Linked DNA regions of Homo sapiens: region 2 is linked to region 1. Evidence: chromatin contacts called from ENCODE POLR2A ChIA-PET data. All regions are on one chromosome and are shown on one strand. Each heading gives the region's core, a stretch centred on a gene start or an enhancer-like site at or near the end of the contact. The rest is flanking DNA. Distances are from core to core; before and after follow the strand shown. Region 1 has its middle 27 kb from the start of ROBO3. Region 2 overlaps PKNOX2 (PBX/knotted 1 homeobox 2).

The links. ChIA-PET counts read pairs that join two places held with the same protein, here RNA polymerase II (POLR2A).
Region 2: POLR2A ChIA-PET joins it to region 1 with 13 read pairs in A673. The contact joins two enhancer-like sites. POLR2A ChIA-PET finds 5 or more read pairs at or near these places in 2 of 52 experiments (A673 and MCF 10A).

Annotation. Positions count from the first base shown.
Region 1 is chr11:124,835,388-124,841,735 of GRCh38, forward strand. No RefSeq gene overlaps it. Among named protein-coding and RNA genes, the nearest start is that of ROBO3, 27 kb to the right of the region's middle. Within about 2 kb of position 1,749, at least 16 of the 41 ENCODE cell types and tissues checked have a DNase peak (open chromatin) inside an H3K27ac peak, as active enhancers do.
Region 2 is chr11:125,296,025-125,302,244 of GRCh38, forward strand. All of the region lies in intron 2 of PKNOX2 (PBX/knotted 1 homeobox 2), which reads left to right. Among named protein-coding and RNA genes, the nearest start is that of PKNOX2-AS1, 32 kb to the left of the region's middle. Within about 2 kb of position 3,352, at least 3 of the 41 ENCODE cell types and tissues checked have a DNase peak (open chromatin) inside an H3K27ac peak, as active enhancers do.

The DNA of each region.
Region 1 (6,348 bases), core at 499-2,998:
GTATTTTTAGTAGAGACAGGGTTTCACCATGTTGGCCAGGATGTTCTCGATCTCTTGACCTCGTGATCCACCCTCCTCGGCCTCCCAAAGTGCTGGGATTACAGGCGTGAGCCACTGTACCAGGCTACTTAGTCTAAGATTTTCAGTGTGCACCTGAGATTTGCCCTTTCCAAAATGAGGAAGAGGCCTGAAGCCGATCAGCTGAAAGAAGTACTAAGCCCTGCAGGCTGAAAAGGTAATGTCCCACCTATGCTGGAGGACCTGATGTTGGTATAGTCAATTTTCTGTCTTCTATGTAAGGTATAGATCTGCTCTGATCTTGACATTGTGAAGAAAGCTACTATACTGTCAGAATCTGCTGTAATATAGCCCTGAGATGAGAAAGGTGTGTAGAACAGAAATCTTCACTGCCCTTCTCCCAAAACATTCATTGACCCCTCCTGTAAGATATATATATATATATAATTATTATTTTTTCTAGACAGAGTCTCGCTCTGTTGCCCAGGCTGGAGTGCAGTGGTGCAGTCTTGGCTCACTACAATCTCAGCCTTCCAGGTTCAAGGTTCCCAGGTTCCCAAGCAGATTCTCGTGTCTCAGCCTCTTGAGAACTGGGGCTACAGGCACACGCCACCACACCTGGCTAAGTTTTATATTTTTAGTAGTGATGGAGTTTTGCCATGTTGGCCAGGCTGGTCTTGAACTCTTGATCTAAGGTGATCCGCCAACCTTGACCTCCCAAAGTGCTGAGATTACAGTCATGAGCCACCGCGCCCGTCCTGCATTCTTGCTGTGTGTGTGTAACCCTTGCTATAGTTATATAATTTAGGTTGAATTTAATTTATACGTTGACTATGATCTGAGGGTCAAGATCATTTGGGATAAAGGAGAGATCAACTACATGTCCGTATACTGCAAGTTAGAATTTAGTTAAGAAGGCCCTGAGTAGATTCCAGAATTATAATAAAGCTTTCATTTTTAGTTTGAGGAAACTTCAATATGGGCGACAGAACAAAGAACTCGGGTGGTAGGAATTAAGTTGGTAGGAATTAAGAGGGTGCCTGCCAGACGGGCTGGAAGTGAAGGAAGCCATGTGCCTGCAAAGCTGTTTAGGGCTGCCATGTGTTTATGCCCTGGCAGAAACCTCTGGTTAGAAGTTAGATCGCTTACATTTTTCTTAAGTAACCCATTTTGTTACATCCATATGTTTTCCCTCTTTCCAGAAGGAAAAAAAAGTATCAGCGAGCCCTTCCTCACGGATCAGGAAGCTCAAGGGATTACTCAAGTACATTGGCGGCAGTTACAAAGATATTTTCTTTTTTTTTTTTTTTTTTTTTGAGACGGGGTCTCGCTCTGTTGCCCGGACTGGAGTGCAGTGGCGCGATCTCGGCTCACTGCAAAGCTCCGCCTCCCGGGTTCACGCCATTCTCCTGCCTCAGCCTGCCAAGTAGCTGGGACTACAGGCGCCCGCCACGACACCCGGCTAATTTTTTGTATTTTTAGTAGAGACGGGGTTTCACCGTGTTAGCCAGGATGGTCTCGATTTCCTGACCTCGTGATCCACCCGCCTCGGCCTCCCAAAGTGCTGGGATTACAGGCGTGAGCCACCGCGGCCTACAAAGATATTTTCAAGCATTGTTCTCCCTACCCCAAATTTCTGAGTCATTTAAGTAGAGAAACAGCTCTTTTGCCCTGGCTCATATATGAAAAAAGTAGAATTCAGGCCAGGCTTCAAGTCTAGGGATGATTCTCATTAATGAGGTTAGGTCTGCCACCTGGTGGTGAGAAATAAAATGCCACTTGATTTTCTCATCTGATCTGTCCATATACCACACTTAAAAATTCCACTTTGCAAATCCATCCTTAACCTCTGACTCGGGTTGTGCTTGCCGCCAGCCAAAAGTTCCCAACTGATGACAACGGCACCGACACCTTGGGGAGAATTTTTAGGCAACCATCTGGAACTCATTCCCTATGAACACATTTGAAGTGTTTTAGAACACTGGTAGGTGGTTCTACAACACTTCAAATGTGACTTAAGGTAGATTTTAGGAGAACAAGGTTCTCCTAAAGAGGAAAGATAGCACTAATTCATTCATTAGTACACAAACTATTGTGTAAAAAAAAACTATGCTCTTCAATTTGTAAACAAATGTGTAAGACAATGCCCCGCTCCATCAGTGACAAAGAGATGGGAGTGGATAACCAAGTTAGGCTGGGAAAATAAGAGTAATTCTTGCTTCCCGTTGAAAGGCTGAGGAGAGTGCAGAATCATCTGAAGCCATTAGGGGGAGTGCTAAGTCTTCAGAAACACACACACACACACACACACACACACACACTCGAATACTAGAATATGAATTCTGGAATATGTCCACAATTATTTGGGGATTTGGCCTATGGATCCCTCACAGAGGGTGAAGATACCCAAGTACCCTGGAGAGCTTCAGCTTCCAGTAACCTCCTCCAGCACTGAAGACTTCAGCTCCTTCCTTTTTTCACCTGCCCCTATTTTCCTTTCCTTGTAGGCCAGTACTCTCAAAGTGTGGCCCCCAGTATCACCACTGTCACCACCTGGGAAACTTTCAGAAATGCAATATCTCTGCCCGTACCCCAGATCAAAGGAATCAGAAACTGTAGGGCAGGGTTAATAAGGCCTCCAGGTGATTTTCATGCAAGCTGTGAATCTCTAGTCCAGGGGTGTCCAATCTTTCGGCTTCCCTGCCACATTGGAAGAAGAATTGTCTTGGGCCACACATAAAATACACTAGCTAAAAAATTTTTTTTTTTGCAAAAAACCTCATCATGTTTTAAGAACATATATGAATTTGTGTTGGGCCGCATTCAAAGGTGTTCTGGTCTGCATGCGGCCCATGGGCCGTGGGTTGCACAAGCTTGCTCTAGTCTTAGGGTGATCCTCTGGGCACAGACCAGGGAGACTTGTCGGAGTGGGAGCTAAGGGGAGAAGCAATGGGTCCTAGAAGCCAATCTAGTTACCCAGTCCAGCCCAGAGTGTTAGAGGGAGCAGAGAACAGCCACAAAGGGAGGTGGCAGAGGTTTTTGCCAACTGAGCACCAGCTTTGTGGACACTGACCCTCCAATCACCCTTGGTCACAAGATCTTCAGATGGGAGACTCAGTCTTCAATTAAAGCGACACTAGAGAAGAATCCCTACAGTACCCAGAGCAAATAAGATAAATAGGGCTGTGTCCACCCCACCTGGGTGCAGCTCCAGCTCTTTTCACTCCCTTCCAGATCCGCGGAAAGCACCCCTGACACGCATATATTTGTGGATGGGATACCTGGATTGAGAGCGAACTCCATCAACCCCCCGAGACACTGCACCCTGCTCCCTCCTCTGCTGGAGGAACTGCCACTTTCTAAAGGAAAATACTATTTAATGTGCAGAATTACAGTACACACAATACTTATAGTATGGCAAGTATTAGTCCTTGGTATTTTTTCCGCCACCTTTTCCCATCTCCCCATCCTGTATGCCTGTGCCTCCTTACCTTTCTAGCACAAAACAGGCACTTAAAAAATAGTGCAGAATGAACAGCTGAAGCTTGCTTCTACTATCTTCCATATTTTTCTCTGGCTGCTGTCAAAAAGCGCCAGCTCAGAGCCAGGGTGGCCGACTTTGTCACAGTCTCTGCTGGAAAACGACATTTTTTAGGGGGAAAATCATAAGCCAATGCAGACATGTCCCTGCCCCCTATTCCTTCTCCCTGCACGTGGGCACACAATGGGCGGCCGGCAGAGGTGGGGGAGTGAGGAGCACAGGCTCCGTGTGTCCAAAGTCCCGGGTCACCTCGGCCTGGAATCCATCTAACTCAGCTGCAAACCAGAAGACGCGGCCTGGGAGGGGCGTAGAGCCCTCCCCCACCTCCCCGGGCTGGGTGACTGTCAGGCCGCATCTGCTCCAAATTTATGGCTCCTCCTCGGGCCGCCGCCGGCCTCTCCACGGCCTCTTTACCAACTGCAGCCCCAGCTGAGACCCCTCCCGCGGGGAGGGAGGGAACACGAAGCGCGGCCGGGGCTGGGGGCGGGGAGCAGGTGTGAAGCGGGGTGGCAGCGGCGCGCGGTCACCCTCCACCGCGCCGCGGAGACCCGGCGTCACCCCCACGCGCACACAATGGCGCGGGGGCCAGGCCGAGGACGGCCCATTAGCGGCTGATGGAGGAGGCGGGAGCCCGGCGGGCCGCCTAATCCCCGCACGCGGACACCTGGGTGGGAGCGCGGGCGAGTGGAGGGCGCGCCTGCACGCAGGATCCCGGGCTGGGCAACGGCCTAGACCGCCTCTCGCCAAACCTCCCACGCCAGCGCCAGTCCGACGAACAGGAGCTGGTCCAGCGAACAATAAAAGGCCCCGGGGCTGGGGAGGGATGGAAGCGCCCTTGGAGCGCGCAGGCTACGGGCGCCCCCGGCAGCGCCCCCGCGCCTTCCCCTCCCGCCCCGCGGCCGCTGATTGCCTATTGTGCGTCCCCTCTGCGGCCGCCCGCGCGATGCACTCTGCGAGCTGGCCCCTTCGTTTCTAAATGAGCAGCCAGCGCCGCAGACACGTGCCAAGGGAAGGGTAGTTCACTGCGTGGGGCGGGGGGACATGCAATAAGACAAGAGACCGCACGGAAATAGCTCCGTGCCCGTCTGCTGCACTGTCCTTCTCACGTGCCTTCGGACAAGGGGACTTTCACTCTCTCCCCTCCTCTGCCCCAATCGCTCTGTCTCCCTGAGACTGACCACCCTCTTCTCTAACCCGAACTCCGCAGGGGAGCCTTCAGCCTTTTATTATTATTTTTTTCCTGGGTAGTAGATGTCTTTGCCTTGGCTGGGCTCTGGAATGCTCAGGTAAAAAGTGGGTCTGGCCGGATGCAGTGTGTATCTTCAACACGGAGGCTAGAGAATTGGATAGAGGAGCAGCGCTAGTCTGTGACAGCTCCAGACGCCCTGCTCCAAGCACCCCAATCCTAAGCACCCCAATCCTCTGGTATCTTCCGTCCCAGGGAACTCTGGCTGGTCGTCATGGCTTTGTTTAATGCTCCTCTCTGCCACACTACCGCGTTCCCTGTGGGATGGGAACCTCTGGGAAAGGACCTGACAAGGGACCAGAAAAAGGTTTGGGGAATCAAAGTCTAGTAGTAAGGGGTCCTACCACTGATGGTTTGGACTCACGGGCAATTTACAGTTGGATGGAAGCTGAAGTGTCATCAGATTTAGAGGCCACAGTCTGGCAGCCTGTGGACCAAATCCAGGCCACCAACACATTTTGGTCCATAAAGTGTTTTTTAAACTTTCCATCATGAATAATAGCATATTGTGGATCATAAATATATATAAATTAGTGAGAATGCTATAATAAACCCCCATAGTCCCACCACCCAGTTTCAGCCAGCACTTAATCTATTCAAAGGCAATCTTCCTTCATCTATTCTCCCACTCTCCTCCAGAATTTGAAGCAAATCTCAGAAATCCTATCATTTCTTCTTTAAGTACTAAAAAGTAGTCCTAAAAGATAAGAATTCTTTTAAATAGCATAATAATATCAATATCACACCTAAAACAATAATTCCTTGTCCTCAAATATATAGTCAATGTTCAAACTTCCCCAATTGTCTTATTTTTCTTTATTGTTCAAATTGGGATCCAAATGAATCTCCACAGTGCATTCTCTCCTTTAATCGGATAATCCCCCAGTTAATCTCTTTTTTTCCTGGAAATTTATTTGTTAAATAAACCAGATCATTTGTTCTGTAGAATTTTCCACAGTCTGGATTTTGTTAAATGTATCCCCATGGTGCCATTTAACATGTTCTTCTACCTCTACATTTCCTGTAAATTGGTTGTTAGATATAGAGGCTTGATCAATTAATGCTGGATTTTTTAAAGAATAATTCATAGACCATAGTTTAATTCGATCCAAAGTAATGTCTGCTTGTCAGTGATGACCATTGTCTAGACCCATTATTTCATTAGGGATTGCCAAGTTGTGACATTCTAGTTCTATGATTCACTCTTCATTTATGAGCTTGAATACTTCTCTAAAGAGAATCTGTCATCAATGATTTGTTTATGCAGAGGTACACGTCAAATAGGAAAGGCAGGATAAATGCTTGATTCTTTCCCTTATTATTTATCAAAATAATGAGGTGATTCCTCAGATTCCCCTAATGGTGACCAACGATTTTTTTTAAATCACTTATGAACAAATGGATTTAAATATATCTCATGTGTTTCAAACCAAGTATATTTTGATTGGGCATTTTAAAATTAGAAGATGTCATATTAAAAACATTGACCTCTGGCTTCCGTTGTAGAATATCTGGCAACCTTGAGTCCTTTTCCAGCAAGACT
Region 2 (6,220 bases), core at 2,102-4,601, 460 kb after region 1:
TCTTTCTCTCACACTCTCCACCCCTGGTGTCTTCAGAAACCTCGCCAGACTCAGCTTATTTCCTCTTCACTGTTTCCACGCTGGCCCCAGTCCCACTGTCTCCTGCCTGGATTATTGCAAGAGCCTCCCGACTTCTTCCCTTCTTCTCAGCCTTTTTTTTTCCAGTCTGTGCTCAACCCAGCAGCCAGTTTCCATTTAAAATGAAAATCAGATCATGCCACTTCTGTGCTCAAAAGCCGCCAGTGTCTTTCCCTGTCATTGAGAATGAACACTCAAAGTCTACTCCATAGTCTGCCGGCTCTACCCAATACAGATCCCTGCCAGTTCAGCCACGTCTCCTGCTCACTCTGTTCCAGCTGCACTGGCCTCCTTGCTGTGCACTCAACACATGATCCCGCCTGGGACACTCTTCCTCCATGTGCCCACATTGGTCGCCTCAGGTCTCTATTCAACTGTCATCTCATCATCAAGGTCACCTGACGACTACCTTACATGAAAGAGTGAGCCCCTCTCCCTCCCTGACTCCTGGTGCTCTTGATCCTTTTAATTCTGGCTTATTTTTCTCCATGCGTCTCATCTCCATCCAGCATGCTATGCAGGTACTTATTTATTTATTTATTTTTATTTTTGGAGACAGAGTCTCGCTCTGTTGCCAGGCTGGAGTGCAATGGCGCAATCTTGCCTCACTGCAACCTCTGTCTCCTGGGTTCAAGCGATTCTCCTGCTTCAGCCTCCCAAGTAGCTGGGACTACAGGTGTGCGCCACCAAGCCCAGATAATTTTTGTATTTTTAGTAGAGACGGGGTTTCACCATGTTAGCCAGGATGGTCTTGATCTCTTGATCATGTGATCCACCCACCTCGGCCTCCCAAAGTGCTGGAATTACAGGGGCGAGCCATGGCGCTCAGCGGTTTATTATCTATCTCACCCAACGAGAAGTTGTCCTATGAAGACAGGGAATTTGTTTTGTTCACTGCTTTAAACCCAGTACCTACAACAATGCCTGGCACATAGCAGGTGATGAATAAATATGAGTTAATTGAAAGAGAAAAGAAACTAACATTTACAGGACGCTTACATGCTAAGTTGTGCCGTAGCATCTGCACTTATGTCATTTACTTTTCACAACGATCCATAGAGTATTATTCTTCCCATTATACAGATGAGAAAACTAATAAATAGAGACATAGATCAATATTTACATATTTAAACTGAGAGTTCAGAATGGAGGCAGATAGCAGGGAGTGAGTAGATCATTTGACCTCAATTTGTTCTCATTCACTGATCCATAAAATATTTATTCACCACCTGAGTATGCCAGGCCTTCTGCTAATTTCTGGGGATCTACAATTGAATAGAAAATAATTCTTGATCTCCAGTCTAGTGGTGGCAACAGCAGTTTAAACAAAAGCTTAGAGCCATGTGCGGTATACTAGAAGTAGGAACTCATTAGTCTGACAGCATGAGTAGGAAAGTGCTTCATTCTGGAGAAGTCAGAGAAGGCTTCCTGGAGGAGGTGACATTTGCGATGACTCTTTGCAAATGAGTGTTGTGCACTTAAGGAAATTGGCTGTTCCTGGAAGGATGAAGACTAAGCTCTCGTACCTGGTGTATGGGTCCTCCACCTTCCTCACCAGCCTCATCTATGGCCAGCCCTTCGTCATAAACACAGACTTCTCATTACATCCTGCATGCATTATGCTATTTCCTGCCCTTGAAAATGCTGTTTCCTCTGTCTGGAACACAGTCTCTCTCCCCGCACACTATTTTTATTCCTTGAGGCTCAGCTCAGCGTCATCTCCTCGCCAGGATGAGCCTGGTGCCCATCTTTGAGCCCCATATCACCCTTCCCATAGATTAGCTCATTGTCACATTTCCATAACTCCCTGCAAACCATAACCCTTCTGAGGACAGTCTTAATCACCTTTGTTCTTGCTGGTGGGTGACATCCTGGGACCTGTCATATAATGAACAATGAATATACAACTGATGGCCCAAACTGAGCCTGTGCCAGAGAGGAAAAGAGGACTTTCAGAGCTTGGGAGGACCCAGGCACAGTGAGGGCACTGGGCAAGCAGTCGGTTGAGTAGGCCAGGCTGAATAAGCTGGAGTGAGAGCTCTGGGTCCCTCAGAAGGTGGCGTTAAGGAAACAGGCAGAGGCTGTTGGTTACCCCTGGGGCTGTGGAGGTTCAGACAGGGGTAGATGAAGGGCCTTGCATAGGATGCTCTTAAAGCTGGGCACTGGGAGACCTGGAAAATTCAGGCATCCCACTGAGTGACAACTTTGTGGACCACCTTGTGTATGCGTCACCAGGGATAGAGGCCCACACAGGATACCCTGGAAGCGGCGCGTTTGTCACAGGTTTGCAGGAGGCTTACCTGCTCCCTCCCTGAACACCTGGGCTGGCTCACCCCTCGGCCTGGCCACCAGAGTGGAGGGCTTTCTAAAACTGGACTGAGCTCCAAAGCAACAGCCCTGACTCTGGGGTGGGTGAAGTAGAAACTCAGCCTCCCTCTGTGTTCCCTCAGCTCCCCAGGAGCATTTATTTAGCCTGAGCTGTGCATAGACAGGCCTCCAGGCCCCCAGTTCTGAGCCGCTGAAAGGCCAGCCCTTAGCACAGTACCAGGGACCAGACAAATACTTGGGATGAATGAATGAATGAATTGATGGATGGATGGATGAATGAATGAATGAAGCCTACAGTGCAAGGCTGTCAGAAGAAGCCAAACAGTGGCCTCAGACTTTGGCTCGTGACCTTGACGTATTCCCGGGGTCTCCGCAACTCCTGTGGCACACTTGTAGGGCAGGCCTTCTTCGCCTCTTTCTTGTTCTTACCTGACCATTGGTTATCATGTCAGGAGGCCAAGAGACACCTGTCACCTTTCTCCAGATCAAGCCCTGTGTTAGGCTATTCTTGCATTGCCATCGAGAAGTACCTAAGGCTGGGTAATTTATAAAGAAAGAGGTGTATTTGGCTCACAGTTCTGCAGGCTGTACAAGCATGGTGCCAGCATCTTCTCGGGTTTGGGGAGGCCTCTGGGAGCTTTTACTCTTGGTGGAAGGCAAAGGGGGAGCAGGCATGTCACCTGGCAAGAGCAGGAGCAAGAGAGATCAGGGAGGTGCCACACACTTTTACACAAGCAGCTCTTGAGTGAACTACCAGAGCAAGAAACTCACTCATTCCCATGGGGAGAGCACCAAGCCGTTCATGAGGAACCCACCTCCACGATCTGAACACCTCCCGCCCAGCCCCACCTCCGACACTGGGGTCACATTTCAGCATGAGATTTGGAGGGGACAAACATCCAAACTAGGTCACACTCTAAACCCAGCTGTAGTCTGAGTGCGTAACTCTGGTTGCCTGCTTCCCCTCCCTGGGCACAAGACGAGGAGCCAGCTACATGAGCCTCTCAGCTGTCTCGGTGGAGAAATGGAGAGCTGACTGAGGCCAGGGAAGGGCGGGGTGACAGAGGAAGCTGTGCTCTGCTGGGCATCAGGAGAGGTGGGTTTGGGCACTGGCAGTGCCACTACTCCTGACCTTAGACAATCCATTAGCATCTCTGAGCCTCAACATACTTGTTGGTTAAATGGGGTTAATTATATCTGCCATGTTGGTCTCAAAGATTGTTGGGAAAAATTAAAGGATGTGGAAGTGTTTCACAAACTGTGCTGGTAGATGCCTGAAGTCGTTTTCCTGGGGTCCTCCTTCTTACCCGATTTGGAGAGGGTGAGCGTTGGGGATATGGCTGGATCCCCTCGCATCCCCCCACCGGGCTGCTCTGCTTTCCTGAGCCTCGGTTCTGAGCCAGAAGCGACCGTGGGGCTTCCCAAAAGCTGTGGAACAAACCAAAAGCAGCCTGGTCTCTTCCCCATCTCACCGTCTGTTTCTGAGACACCCTGTCTGCTGCCCCTCACGACAGGGCTGTGCTTGATAGAAGGTGAGCCTTAGGCCTGTGGGAGGATGACTCTCCTTCTCCACAAATGGTTGGCACATGGTTAGCCCTGGTTGGTTGTCCAGGGGTGGAGTCACCGGCCTGTCAACCAGCATCCTGCACCTGTCTGGCCTTCGGGGCCGTGTGAGCGGTTGGAGAGGGGACCAAGGAGCTGAAATGAGGGCTCCCATCCTGATTTTGGAGTGGCTTCTTTGGAGAGTCTGCTTTTGAAAGAGCAAAGGTGGCCGAGCCTAAGGCTGCAGACTTCTCTTTTTCTACCCTCTTTATCTCTGTTTTGACCCCTCCCTACCAGGCAATGACCACTACTACTACTAATAATAGCAATAGCAGCTGGCAGTTTTTGAATACTGTGCCTGGCACTGTGCTAAACACATTACATGTATTACTCTATTTAATCCTCTCTAGGGATATTAGTATCCCCATTTTACAGATGAGGCCATTGAGGCAGAGAGAGGTTAAGCAGCTTCCCACAGTTCTCCAGCTGGCAAGCAACAGAACCAAGATTTAAGCCCTGGCATTTTGGTTCCCAAGCCCAGGCTCTTAATCACCATTACATGAAAAGGAGGAAAGGTGTGTGCGTGCACAGAGAGAGAGAAAAAGAGAGACAGAGAGACAGAGAGAGACAGAAAGAGAGAGACAGAGACAGAAACAGAGAGAGACAGAGAAACAAAGAGACAGAGAGACAGAGAGAGAGTCGGGTGCAGGAGAGGGGAGGGAGGGAAAGTTGAAAATACCTGCTTCTGAAACTACGTACTGTTTATCCCAATAAACTCTCCCCAGATCCCAACAGGCAGGGCCCTGCATTTTTTCCTCTATAGGGAAACCTGAAAGCTAAGCTTCCAGACTCAGGAAAAGCTACTTGGAGCCAGAACACACTACTTGGCATGTTGCAGGCATTTAATATTTTTTAGATGACTCAGAGGATGGATGGACAAATGAATACACTTCTGGCCTAGGTGTCAGGAGAGGAGGTCTTAAGCTCTAGCGAGATTGCAGTGTGTGGCCCTGGGCAAGTCTTGTGCTCTATCCTCGTCCCCTCCTCCAGGAAATGAAAGTGCTGATAATAGATGCTTATCTCAGCCCCAGGCCAAAATGTGCTGTACAAGTTGAGAATGTGAGCTTGAAGGTGTCACTGGCTCTGCTAACTTCCAGGGCTCTGGGCTGGCTCTGGTTCAGGGAGCGCTGTTTGGAGCTCAGATCAGATGCTGCCAATCCACTGCTGGGACTGCCTAGGAAAGGACTCCAGGCAGTAGGGACAGAAGGACAGACAGAAACTATCTGGGCCCACCCTGGACACCTCAGGTGTTCGAGATCCTCCAGCCCATATGCCCCGGGGGCAACTAAAGCCAGGCTGTCCTTTGCCTTGGATAGGACTCTACCCAAAGACTCTTGGGTAGAGACAGGGCCTCCCAAGCAGGGTAGACTTCTTCTGCTTGCAAGAAAGAGTGTAGTATCTGATTTCACTTCCCACAGCTGGCAGCATCAAATCGATATTTTTCCGTGGTGCAGACAGAGTAAAGAGAGAATAAAGTGTTGAATTGTTTGGCATTATCAAGGATTTCAGCTCCCCAGGACTCCTGCATAAAGAGATGGAAATTTTAGCTGCCAGAGCCAAGAAACACACGCAAGTATATGAATTTGTTACATATTATCTTTCCTTCTTCCAAACAGCCCTGGAAATGTCAAAAGATCATCTATTGTTTCATTAAAAATAAAAAATAAAAAAGAACAGTTTGGGTTTGGTGGACTCAGCTTGGGCACAAGGCAGGTGGTGCCAGGCCAGTGGAGAGGAGACAGAAGTGATTTTCTAGGACAACCTTCCAGAGGCAAAGCCATCTTTCTAATTCTCCCTTTCTGGGTGTTGATTTTGCAGATGTAATTTAAGCCAGGGAAAGCGTGCTCTTATACATTTGCCCAGACTCAGTCATTTTGGCCAACATTTACTAGGCACCTACTGTGTGCAAAGTTCGGGGCATGGTCCCTCTGGAGATCCCAGTGTGTGTTAGCGAGAGCATCGCTGCAAGGAGTTCAGGGCCAGTGCTTGTCTGACTGGGGCTAAGAGTGGCCATGGCATCTCAGACGCAGTTCGCCAGCTGCCTGGAGAATCCTGAGTCCATGGAGGGGCTATGCTGCCTGGAGGAGGTCCAGAGAGGCCTCACAGAGAAGGGGACATCTGGGTGGGGCCTGGAAGGATGAGTGGACTCCCACAGAGGATGGGAGCTGCAGCATCGCAGGCAAAGAGAACAGAGCAGGTGATGTAAATTGAA